Regions from separate parts of the Homo sapiens genome. Here all the other regions are linked to region 1. Evidence: chromatin contacts called from ENCODE Hi-C or POLR2A ChIA-PET data. All regions are on one chromosome and are shown on one strand. The core of a region is the stretch at or near the end of the contact, and the rest is flanking DNA. Distances in the headings are between cores, read along the strand shown.

Region 1 (2,740 bases), core at 144-2,643:
CTGAAATATTTTAGCTAGAAAGTGATAGAGTTGGGATTGAAATCCCATTTTTATCTCAAAGTGTATACTCTTTCTACTCAGCAGGAGCTATTAATCTGTATGCACATGGTGCACTGTGATGTAACCTTGTGTTTCTAATTCTTGTCTAGCCTCTAGGAAACAATTTCATTGCTTTTGGTCCTTCACATAACATGTTGGCAGATGGTCATTATAATCCAAGCAATTTGACTAAAAGAACTTTGGAAAAGAGTAGGGGTACGTTGTGAACATGAAACCTTTCCAAATAACATAAATGGGCTTTATACTCAAGTGTATAGAATCCACAGTTACATTTAGGGAATAATCCTGGCATGTAAACCCAGGCTATTTTCTATAATCAAACTTCATCTAGTAGGTCATTGGGGGTGTTTGGGTGTTTTACACACTTGTTAATGTGAAAAAGTAATTTGGTATAGTGCTATGAGAAACCATTAATTTGTTTCTCTACCCCTGAAGTCATTTGTTTAGCTCTTGCTTCCTTAATTGTTCAAGTGTAACTTTTGCTGGAGTCTTGTATCTATAATGCTACAGTGAATTATTTAACATTTGAGGGAAGTACTAATTTGGGAGCTTTTTAATTCACCTCCAAACTACTGGGATTTACCTTGTTGGTATTTTTTCTCTCATAAAACTTGACTTTGATATCAGATAACGGGACCTGAGTAAATTACCTGAAGGACCAAATGGGAGTTAGGTGATCTCTTTTGTTTGGCCTAAGGATATAATTGGTGCTGTGGATGTCTAGTGAACTAATCATATAACAGCCAGGAGAGGCAGAATTTAGGCTAAAATGTAATAACTACATTTTGAAAATCGGGCAAGAAAGCCACATTTATAAAAATGTACTGTAAACATTCGCCATAGCCTTTTGCCAACAAGACTGTGAACTTTAGGTTTATTCCACTAACCTTGACTTTTAAAAAATTGGTTGCAAAGCCAGTCAAGTATTACTAAATTTACAGTTATCCCTAGCTACAATCAAGAAAATGTTTACAACTTCCCATTCTATTAGTAATAGCATAGTTTTATTTTGTGTACAAAAGATAGTTTATTACAATATATAATGCATATTAAAAACTATAGATTTTTCTCATGATATGATTATTAAGTTTACAGAAATTCACGTGAATATTTTGGCTGATGGTTCCACTTTCTCGGTTGTTTTATCAAGAACTGACTCAATCTTCTCTTCTAACTAGTAGTTAAAAGCAGACCACAGACTGAACATATTTGCACTCTACTTTCATTTCCTGAAGTTTCCCAGCACCTTAACTGGTAGAAGAGACTGAAGCAAGTATGCCAAACGCACTTTCTTTTCTTCTTGAGTACCCGGCTAGACTACATTTCTCAGCTTCCCATGCAGGTGGCTGGCCATGTGACTGAGATCTAGCCAATAGAGTAGGAGTAGAAGTGATATTTACTATTTCCTGGCCATAAAAATGTTGCATCTGTAATACTCCTTAAGCAGATGATCTGGGAAGTGACCCATTCAAGATGAAAGTTGCCTGTGTCCCTGAATCACTCTTGAAGGAAAGTCACCTGCCCATCAGGAACATCCATACAGACTAGATGTATGAGAAGAAAAATCTATTTGTTAAGCCACTTAAATTTTAGGGTTTATCTGTTGACAGCAGCAAATGTTACCTTTTTCCTTTTTTTTTTTTTTTTTGAGACAGAGTCTCGCTCTATCACCTAGGCTGGAGTGAAGTGATGCAGTCTCGGCTCACTGAAGCCACTGCCTCCCAGTTTCAAGCAATTCTCCTGCCTGAGCTACCCAAGTAGCTGGGATTACAGGCGCCCGCCACTGCACCCTGCTTCTATACCTCACAAAGACGTGGGGTATAGAAGTACCTAGCAGGGCCCAGAACAGTACCAACATTGTAATTAATAGGCACTCAGTACATAACTGTTACATGATTGTATGAATTTATGGAAAAGAGACTAGCTTCATTATGTATGCAGGTATTATGGATTGAATTTTACCCTCCCAAAATTCATGTGTTGAAGTCCTAACCCCTAGTACCTCACAATGTGACCTTATTAGGAGAAAGGATCTTTACAGAGCTAATCAAGTCAAAATGAGGTCATTAGAATAGGCCCTAACTCAATATAACTGGCATCCTTATAAAAAGGGGAAATTTGGACATAGATATGCATATACAGGGAGAATGCCCTGTGAACTGAAGGCAGCCATCTACAGGCCAGCCTCACAGCCCTAGAAACTCATATATGAGAAGCAGGGAATGAAGATGAGGTGGAAAGGAAAGGTTGAAGTCACACTGTGAAGGGCCTGAGGAATTAGGGCGATATCCTGGATAAATTGTGGGGAGTTCAAGAGGCAGCAGAGTGGACTTGGAATCTGGAAGCTGACTGCACCACCTGCTAGCCGCACCTCAGTATGTACTTCACAGAATGGTTTTCAGAATTAAACGAGTGAGTAGAATACTGCATGGCATAGTAAGCATTCTGTAAGTGTTTGCTCTTATTCTTAGCTATTATCAAAAAGGTGTTTAAGCAAAAGGGGTCATGTTACTGTATCTGTGCTATGGAACATAATTAGCTGACGCTTAGAAGGTGACCCTGAGAGGTGAGGTCCAAGATAGAGAGTCAGCCAGGGAATTAGTGAAGTCGTCTAGGCAAAAGCTGAGAGGGAAAGCAGAGACATGGAGAGGGGTTGGAGCTGTTGCCCATAGCAAGCAGT
Region 2 (2,740 bases), core at 95-2,594, 390 kb before region 1:
AATTATCTCCAACTGGCTCCATCCTTGACACATGGGGATTATTACAATTCAAGGTGAGATTTGGGTGGGGACACAGAGCTAACTCATATCATCCTGGAATCAGGCCCTGACAGTCTGAGTAATCTTGCCAGACGACTGGCCGAGGGGCAGCCCAGACCCTTCCTCAGCCTCCAGCTCTGAGAAAGCCTCTCTGCTGGAGCCTGGTTGCACCCCAGGAGAGGCCCCCTAGCTCAGGCCCTTCTGCCTGTCAGGATCTGGGATGAGATCAGAGACACGGAGTCCACCTGTGCCTGCTGCCTTTCATCCCAAGAACATCAATACCTGAACCCTGAATCCTGGCTGTCTTTTTAATAACTTAGAAGTATTAGAACCAGCCAGGCACGATGGTTCATGCCTGCAATCCCACCACTTTGGGAGGCCAAGGCGGGTGGATCACTTGAGGTCAGGAGTTTGAGACCAGCCTGACCAACATGGTGAAACCCCGTCTCTACTAAAAATACAAAGATTAGCTGGGTGTCGTGATGCACGCCTGTAATACCAGCTACTTGAGAGGCTGAGGCAAGAGAATCGCTTGAACCCGGGAGGTGGAGGTTGCAGTGAGCAGAGATTGCGCCACTGCACTCCAGCCTGGGCAACAAAGCTAGACTCTGTCTCAAAAAATAAATAAATAAAAATAAATATTAGAGAGAACTTTGCCTGAGACCCTGAAATCCAGTTGTCCATAATCAGCAGGACCCCCACCACGGGACTGTGGGATGTTTAAAATCGCAAAGCCACCTAACCTCTTTGGAGAAAAGCTGCTATGTGATGTATCAGTTGAAGTTCACTGTTGAGCCTTTGTGATACACTGAAGAAAAATGAAATTATTCATCCTTTGTAGGTCTGTTAACACTTTAATTCTCCGAAGATTCCTTTTTTTTTTTTTTTTTGAGACAGAGTCTCGCTCTGTCACCCAGGCTGCAAGCTCTGCCTCTTGGGTTCATGCCATTCTCCTGCCTCAGCCTCCTGAGTAGCTGGGACTACAGGTGCCTGCCACCACACCTGGCTTTTTTTTTTTTTTTTTTTTTTTTTTTTTTGTATTTTTAGTAGAGACGGGGTTTCACAGTGTTAGCCAGGATGGTCTCGATCTCCTGACCTCGTGATCTGCCTGCCTCGGCCTCCCAAAGTGCTGGGACCACAGGCGTGAGCCACCCCGCCCAGCCGAAAGATTCCTTTTAACCAGTGCCTTCCTCAGGGTGCTAAATAAAACCGCAGGTACCAGAAACAGCCAGTCAGCCATGCACATTCTCAGCAGTGAGACAGAGGAAGTGGGTGGGGAGAAGACGGAAGGAAGGATAGCACCAGTGTCTCTGAAAGAGGTTTCCGTTTCTGCTTACATTTCATTGACCAAAATGTAGTCACATGGCCACTTGCTGCAAGGGATGCTGGGAAATGTGGTTTTCATTCCTAGCAACCATGATTCCAGATGGAAGTTAGGGCTGCTATTACAGAGGAAGAAGTGCAAAGTAACGCTGAGTAGGCAATGGGAAGTCTGATCAGAAATGCTCACTCCCTCCTTTTTCCTCCCATGGCACTTTGTTTCCTCATCTATAGTTCTTACTCTATCCTAGAGAAAGGAACAGACCCTCAGCTTTGTGAAGCCTCTTATTCATATTTGAACCCCCCACAGCCCTGGCAAAGGGGGGCTTGAGGCCTGTATCAGACTGTTATTTATTGAACACCTACACTCAAGGGGGCCAGACAGTTTCCGACTTATTATAAGTTATATGTTTAGGATTTAATATTTATAAAAAGGTATTGGTATATTTGATTTAAAGATAAAGAAAAAGAGGTTCAAGAGAAGGTAAATCAAGTGTTAAGCCAGGATCTGACTTCAGTGGGCTCCAAAGCCTGTCTTTCAAAACAACCCCAGGGGTTTTCAAATCATGCCTGATGGCTTTCAAGGTTCTAAGAGATGGAGAAGATGGAACAAGAGCAGACAGGACTCCAGGTGCCCTCCCTCTCTTTAAGCAGGGCCTTTTCACATTTGCAGAGTGGGGTTCTATATGTGCTTTGCTTAAACAAAATTTGCACAACTAAAAATGTTTGGAAACCATGGAGATAAAAACCATGCTGACTTGAGTGGCAGGATGTTAAAGTGGGAGAGAAACCGCCAGCGTCCTCACCCATTTCTCACCTAGCTGTCAGCCTAGTGCCTGCTGTGGGTCCCCCCACACCCCACCCTCCCACCCAAATGACTGTTCAATATTGCTCTGAAGTTCCATCCCAAGTAAAAAGCAGTTATCATCAAAAAAACCATACCTCTTTAAGGGAGTTTGACCCAAGTCATAAACCATGGAAGAGACTTAGAAATGGCATTTTCCCCATGGTACTAATCAAAATGGTTTAAAACCACAAAAGCCAGAAAACTGCATGAGGCTGCAGGCAGAAGGGTGGGTATTGATGACTTGACAAACTCCTCAGCCTTCTCTCTCTGGCGGTACTTACCTTTAGCTTCCTGCAGTTGTGATATATCACGTCTGTCTCCGCTGCCAGTGGGCTCCAAGGGGATGTGTTCACAGGGCACATTTTCCTGGTGTCTGCTGATGCTCTGGTGAAAGTTTGAGAGCTCTTCCTTGTCTCTCATCCAAGATATAATCACCAAGAGCTATAAAGAGGTTTTGGATAACAAAAGCTTCCTGACTTGGGCATTTAACAAGACACACTGTAGAATTCCCAACCACAACTAGGTCCAAGATTC
Region 3 (2,740 bases), core at 120-2,619, 340 kb before region 1:
TGGCTGTTACATTGTGAATAACATGAAAATTTGAGGAAATATTCTCCCAGTATTTGATTTAGAAAAGAAGTCACTCATGTCGTTGATGAATGAGTGAGGTTTCAACCTATGTCTTCGTGGTTTCACTTTTGTCTAATACATTAACATACAAGAAAATATCATTCAACATTTATATCAGAACTACACTCATTCAGCAATTGCAACCAGGTAGTTACAAGAATTCAACAAAAATCAACAAGACCATGCTGTGAGAATCTATTGGTTCTATGGAATTTATAACAAAGAGTGTTATATATTTTATCGTTATTATAAATTGCATGTTCCACATCTTTCATAACAGCAAAATGTATAATAAACTTACGTACTTATGGATAATCACGCTTTTTCCCCTCAGAGAGCCCACAGTTAAACACGTTCCAGCACACCATTAATCCACCGAGCTCTGTGTCTGTGGAACACAACTCACACCCCACATCAAGGCAGCAAACACTTTAATCGGTTCTAATTCCAAAGTAACTGCTGAAAGAAGCATTCGGAGAGTTCATGAAGACCCGGGTTCCCATCTTGATCCTGCTACTCACGAGCTAACTGCCACTAGACAAGTCACTCCGCCTTTCTCTATACCTCACTTCCCACATGTGCAAAAATGAGGGCATTGAACAATACGAACAATCCTGTCCTTTCCAGCTCTCAAATGTCATGGCTTATGCACATGTGAGAAAGGGACGGCTCCGAAGTTGCAGGAATTCAAACCAACCTAAAGGCTTCCAAATGTCATCTCTGAGGTCATGTTCTTTACTCACTGTACCTTCAGATGACATGAAAATCAGGCAGCTAGAAGGGCGAAGAGAAGCCTTCTTTTGAGCCCTGTCCATTTGAGATGACATAGCCATGGGCATGGGAAGGGAGTGAGAAAGATGGACTAAATTTGCTCCGTAAGCAGGGCCCTGCCGTCCTCGCTTCCTCAGCTCCTGCCCCTCTTCCTCTGGACTCAGGCTTTTCTGCTCCATGGAGCCTCTTGGGCACTGAGTTCTCCCCACACAGCAGAAACGAGCCCAGCACAGAGAGCTCCCTAACCTGAGGGATGGCCTACAAGAGATTAATAGCGAACTTGTAGGAAGGAAGGATGCGAAAGCTCACACAGGTCTTTCGTAGCCTTCACAACGTTGGGCAGGAAATGGTTAATCAGGGCCGGCCCTGAGCCTGGACGGCTGCAGGCAGGGAAGGGGCAGCGATTAATTACACTACACAGGAAGTGCAGGCCTCCATCCCTCTGCCCAACGGGGAAATCCATTTTCAATTCTGACCTCAATGTGGAAGTGACTCTTCCTGCCAAAAGGAGAGGAGTACAAGCGTCCCCTCCCCCACAGCACAGCAGAACCAGAAGACAGAACACAGGCAGATGCAGCACCAGGGGTAGGCAAAGCCCAGGCAACGTGCACAGCAGGCAGCTTGATGGAGAAAGTTTTCCTTAGTGGCACCTGATGAGACAACTCTTCCTGTACATGCACTGAAACAGGGAATAGGTACAAAAAAAAAAAACAAAAACCCAAGAAAATGCTACTTGGTATGGAACAGGAATAACAGGAGACACAGACAAGGTCAGCAGAACCTAGAAGGAGAGTCCAGACACACGAGACATTGCCTATAGTTCCATAGCAAGGAGTGCAGCCTGGGCAGCCTGAGACCCTTTCCTTAAAAAAAAAAAATGGTGTTTTTTGTTTTTTCGAGACAGAGTTTTGCTCTGTCACCCAGGCTGCAGTGCAGTGGCACACTCTTGGCTCACTGCAACCTCTGCCTCCCAGGCTCAAGCAATTCTCATGCTTCAGCCTCCTGAATAGCTGGGATTACAGGCATATACCACCACACCCAGCTAATTTTTTGTATTTTTAGTAGAGACGGGGTTTCACCATGTTAGCCAAGCTGGTCTCGAACTCCTGGCCTCAGGTTGATCTACCTGCCTCAGCCTCCCCAAAGTGCTGGGATTACAGACATGAGCCACCGCGCCCAACCAAAAAAGGTTTTTCTAAATTAGTCAGGTATGGTGGCACAGGCCTGTAGTCCCAGCTACTCAGGAGGCTGAAGCAGGAGAATCGCTTGAGCCCGGGAGTTTGAGATTGCAGTGAGCTATTATCATGCCACTGCACTCCAACCTAGGTGACAAAGTGAGAACCCCCATCTCTCTTTTTTTTTTAAAGCAAAGAATAAATGGAAGGCATACCAGAAGCCCACTGCATATTTTTTATCCATATTTTTAATGAAACTAATATATGATTAAAAAAAAACATACATAGTTGCTATTCCATTTTTCTGTTTGTCTAAAGGCCCAAGCTGAAGAACCCCTTGGGGAATGGTTTCAGATAGATCACCTGACCTACGGTTAAGCTCCAGGTTGTGATGCTCAGGGTGGGAAACACGAGGTGAGCTGCACCGTCCTTCCTTCTGCTTTATGGACTGGGGTCTTCGGGGGTTCTGTCTCTGTCTTGGTGTGCGACACGTTTACATGTTCACATACTCTATCGGCCAAGGCCCAGCCAGGAAAACAGAGAGCACCTTAGGCCCTTGCAGCCAGGGGAGCGCAAGGAAGGGAAGGGGGTCCACAGTGATGGAGAGCTGAGAAGCTGGGCAGGGGACAGTGAGAAAACCCTGAGGCTGAAGGAACAAACATAGGAAGACTTCATGGGAGCTGCAGCTCCTAAGGGCTTTCCAGAGGGAACTGAGGAAGGTGGCTGAGGGAGAG
Region 4 (2,740 bases), core at 159-2,658, 290 kb before region 1:
AGCCAAACTGCAGGGAACTGCAAATCTTTAACGGCCTCGTGCTAAATCAGGAAGCAAGGATGCCTGCTCCTTGGGAGCAGTAAGGCAGTCCAGTGGCTCAGTTATTAGCACTGTGGGACCATTCACTGCCAGCACAATTGCTCAGACACCACAGGGATGAGTGGCAATGGCTATTCCCACCTTTCTGATTTCCCTGGGCTTCTTTATGGCAAGCTTCCATAACTTTAGGAAGACCAAAAGTCTCACCCAGCTTGACAGACTTTCTCAGATTTAATCCTTACCATAACCTTCCAGGTATTACCCTCTGCTAAAAAAAATGAGGAAAATCTAGGAAGGGGCAGTGACTTCAAGGTCCCTGCCTAATCCCGTAATACTCCCTCCTGGTGGTTAATGACCCTGTATCTTGCTATGGGTGTGGCGTACCCAGGACAGCCTCAGTCTGGGTGGACCTACTCAAATCCAAGGGCTGGGAGGCCTTGTCTTCTGCTGGTGCAAAAGCATAAAGTTTACACCAGGACATGCCTCTTATAGAAGCCTGCATACACCTGCACTACTATTTCTGAGGGTCTCCATAGAAAGGAAATATGAATACTCTCTCAGGTTCTTGTCTATTCCTAAACCCATTCCAACTGCCCCCCACCCCACCGACCCTACCACTGACCAATATGCCCCAACTCTCTATTTCCTAAAGTATATGCTGAGAAACACTAGATCCACCAATAAATGCTCTGTCCCCCAAAAAGGATCCCATGGCCCAATAAGCTTGGGAAATGTTGCATATTCTATGCTCTTCTTTGGAGGTTCTCAGTGCAGGCTGCCATGCCTGAGCCTCTGAGGAGATCTGCAGAAAAGAAACATACTTAAACTTCATTCATCCAGAGTTTCCCCAGCTTTTCAAAAACAGAACTCTTTTATTTTTAAAGTAGGCTTCTATAGGAAAACACTTTGAAAAATGCTACCTTAATCACTTGGATGCATAAGATGGGGCCAGGAAACCTAAGCCTTATCATGTTTTCTTTAATTAAAGCTTTCTTTTGTGGTACTGGGCCTGGATCTCATGGCACCTTTACACCCCAGAACCCCATCCTGCACATGATAAGGGTTCAGGATGCAATTACCAGTTGTAACTGAACTGCAGGAGAAGGTGAAGGTGATTCCTACACATGGGCCCCTCCGCATGTTAACAGGCTCTGTCCAGAAATCAACGTTACTCGTCCCCTTGTGGCACTTTTCTCAGCCTCAGTGCTCCCCCGCCCCTGCTCACCTCTAATCAGCTTCCTGTGCTCACTGAGGCCTAGACCCTATTACATTTCACCTTGTGGTTTCAGCTTCTGCAGTCACTACAAACTCAATTTCTGTCCTCTCAGTTCTAGTTACCCTACGCAGCCCACAAGCCCGACAGGATGTCATGAATACCAGTACCTATGGCGTGACCTTCCAAACCCCGAGGCTTCACCCAAGAGCATTTTAGGTCACACAGCTGCATTTTCTGCATGACAGATGAATTCCTGAGCATTACATGAGAAAGGGGCCACAACTGAGCAGCCTCTTCACGTGCACTTAAACCAAACAACAACAAATGGCATATCGCTATTTTTTGTATTTATACACAAAGGACTGTCCTTAACTGTCATGCTAAATAAAAACATAAAATCAAGAAAACTACTTCAAACAGCCTTGCTGGCACACTGATTTTGAACTAAATCCCATTGGTCTATGGATGAGGGTTTATTCTAGTCATGTTGATCATTTTATCTCTTCCTTTGGCCATTCTCTGCCACAGGCCTCTGCGCAAATTCAGCCTTATCCAGAGTAAGTGACACATATGTCCTAAAGGGCCAAAGAACTATGGTCTCAAGAGGAGAATGGGTGATCAGCTACCCCTAGACTAAGTAAACTCTTCTAACCAGACAAATACTTCATGGCCTAATAAACCCAAAGGAACTATGAATGCCCTTAATACTATGATTTCTGGAAGGTCACCTAACTTTCCTGAATTGTACCAGTTAGAAGTTATGCAAATTCTTCTCTATTGTCCTGTTCACACTGTACAGTCATTTACCCATTAATTTGACTAAAAAGGGCTGCAACAATTATGTAATAAGAAGGCATACGGGCCGCGCACGGTGGCTCACACCTGTAATCCCAGTATTTTAAGAGGCTGAGGCGGGCGCATCACCTGAGGTCAGGAGTTCAAGACCAGCCTGGCCTATATGGTGAAACCCCATCTCTACTATAAATACAAAAAATTAGCTTGGCTTGGTGGCGGGTGCCTGTAGTCCCAGCTACTTGGGAGGCTGAGGCAAGAGAACTGCTTGAACCCAGGAGGTAGATGTTGCAGTGAGCTGAGATCGTGCCACTGCACTCCAGCCTGTGCGACAGAGAGACTCCGTCTCAGAAAAAAAAAAAAAAAAAAAAAAAAAGGAGTCATACAACAACCCAAGCTGCCCACATCTGTGTTGCCAGGCACTTTAAGAGAGAGCATGGGCTTGGCCCTGGGATGATCAAATCAAGCTGTGGGGTGGGCAGGCTCCCCAGCTAATTGAGCTTCTTTGCTGAACACCAGTGAGATGTGAGAGATGAGTTTGGATTGGAATTCCATTATGGGTTTTCAATAATTAAACATTACATGTTTGGAACCTCATTCTTCTGTATTACTTTTTAAATATTAATCTATTTACATCAGCTGGACTTCCTGCAGCTTGATACGCAGTAAACGGGAGTCACACTGAGAAAGACA

What was found. Hi-C counts contacts between places; a loop is a spot of excess contacts on that map. ChIA-PET counts read pairs that join two places held with the same protein, here RNA polymerase II (POLR2A). Pooled maps may share reads with other maps.
Region 2: a pooled map shows a loop between it and region 1 (3-fold over the local background). The contact joins two enhancer-like sites. A Hi-C loop is called at or near these places in 4 of 168 maps with a recorded cell type or tissue (Right ventricle myocardium inferior, aorta, esophagus muscularis mucosa and 1 more) and 10 of 50 pooled maps.
Region 3: a loop to region 1 is called in a map of heart right ventricle, with 3 times the contacts of the local background. The contact joins two enhancer-like sites. A Hi-C loop is called at or near these places in 1 of 168 maps with a recorded cell type or tissue (heart right ventricle), 1 of 37 single-sample maps with no recorded cell type and 3 of 50 pooled maps. POLR2A ChIA-PET finds 5 or more read pairs at or near these places in 2 of 52 experiments (GM10248 and OCI-LY7).
Region 4: a loop to region 1 is called in a map of GM11168, with 2.7 times the contacts of the local background. The contact joins two enhancer-like sites. A Hi-C loop is called at or near these places in 2 of 168 maps with a recorded cell type or tissue (GM11168 and endothelial cell of hepatic sinusoid), 1 of 37 single-sample maps with no recorded cell type and 4 of 50 pooled maps. POLR2A ChIA-PET finds 5 or more read pairs at or near these places in 1 of 52 experiments (OCI-LY7).

What each region holds. Positions count from the first base shown.
Region 1 is chr6:107,328,969-107,331,708 of GRCh38, reverse strand. All of the region lies in intron 2 of PDSS2 (decaprenyl diphosphate synthase subunit 2), which reads left to right. Among named protein-coding and RNA genes, the nearest start is that of PDSS2, 130 kb to the left of the region's middle. Within about 2 kb of position 1,393, at least 3 of the 41 ENCODE cell types and tissues checked have a DNase peak (open chromatin) inside an H3K27ac peak, as active enhancers do; they include OCI-LY7, where a contact is called at or near this core.
Region 2 is chr6:107,715,480-107,718,219 of GRCh38, reverse strand. All of the region lies in intron 6 of SCML4 (Scm polycomb group protein like 4), which reads left to right. Among named protein-coding and RNA genes, the nearest start is that of SCML4, 110 kb to the left of the region's middle. RefSeq lists a silencer at 1,295-1,444. Within about 2 kb of position 1,344, at least 6 of the 41 ENCODE cell types and tissues checked have a DNase peak (open chromatin) inside an H3K27ac peak, as active enhancers do.
Region 3 is chr6:107,669,585-107,672,324 of GRCh38, reverse strand. No RefSeq gene overlaps it. Among named protein-coding and RNA genes, the nearest start is that of SCML4, 150 kb to the left of the region's middle. RefSeq lists an enhancer at 1,395-1,454. Within about 2 kb of position 1,369, at least 9 of the 41 ENCODE cell types and tissues checked have a DNase peak (open chromatin) inside an H3K27ac peak, as active enhancers do.
Region 4 is chr6:107,617,504-107,620,243 of GRCh38, reverse strand. All of the region lies in intron 5 of SOBP (sine oculis binding protein homolog), which reads right to left. Among named protein-coding and RNA genes, the nearest start is that of SOBP, 130 kb to the right of the region's middle. Within about 2 kb of position 1,408, at least 6 of the 41 ENCODE cell types and tissues checked have a DNase peak (open chromatin) inside an H3K27ac peak, as active enhancers do; they include OCI-LY7, where a contact is called at or near this core.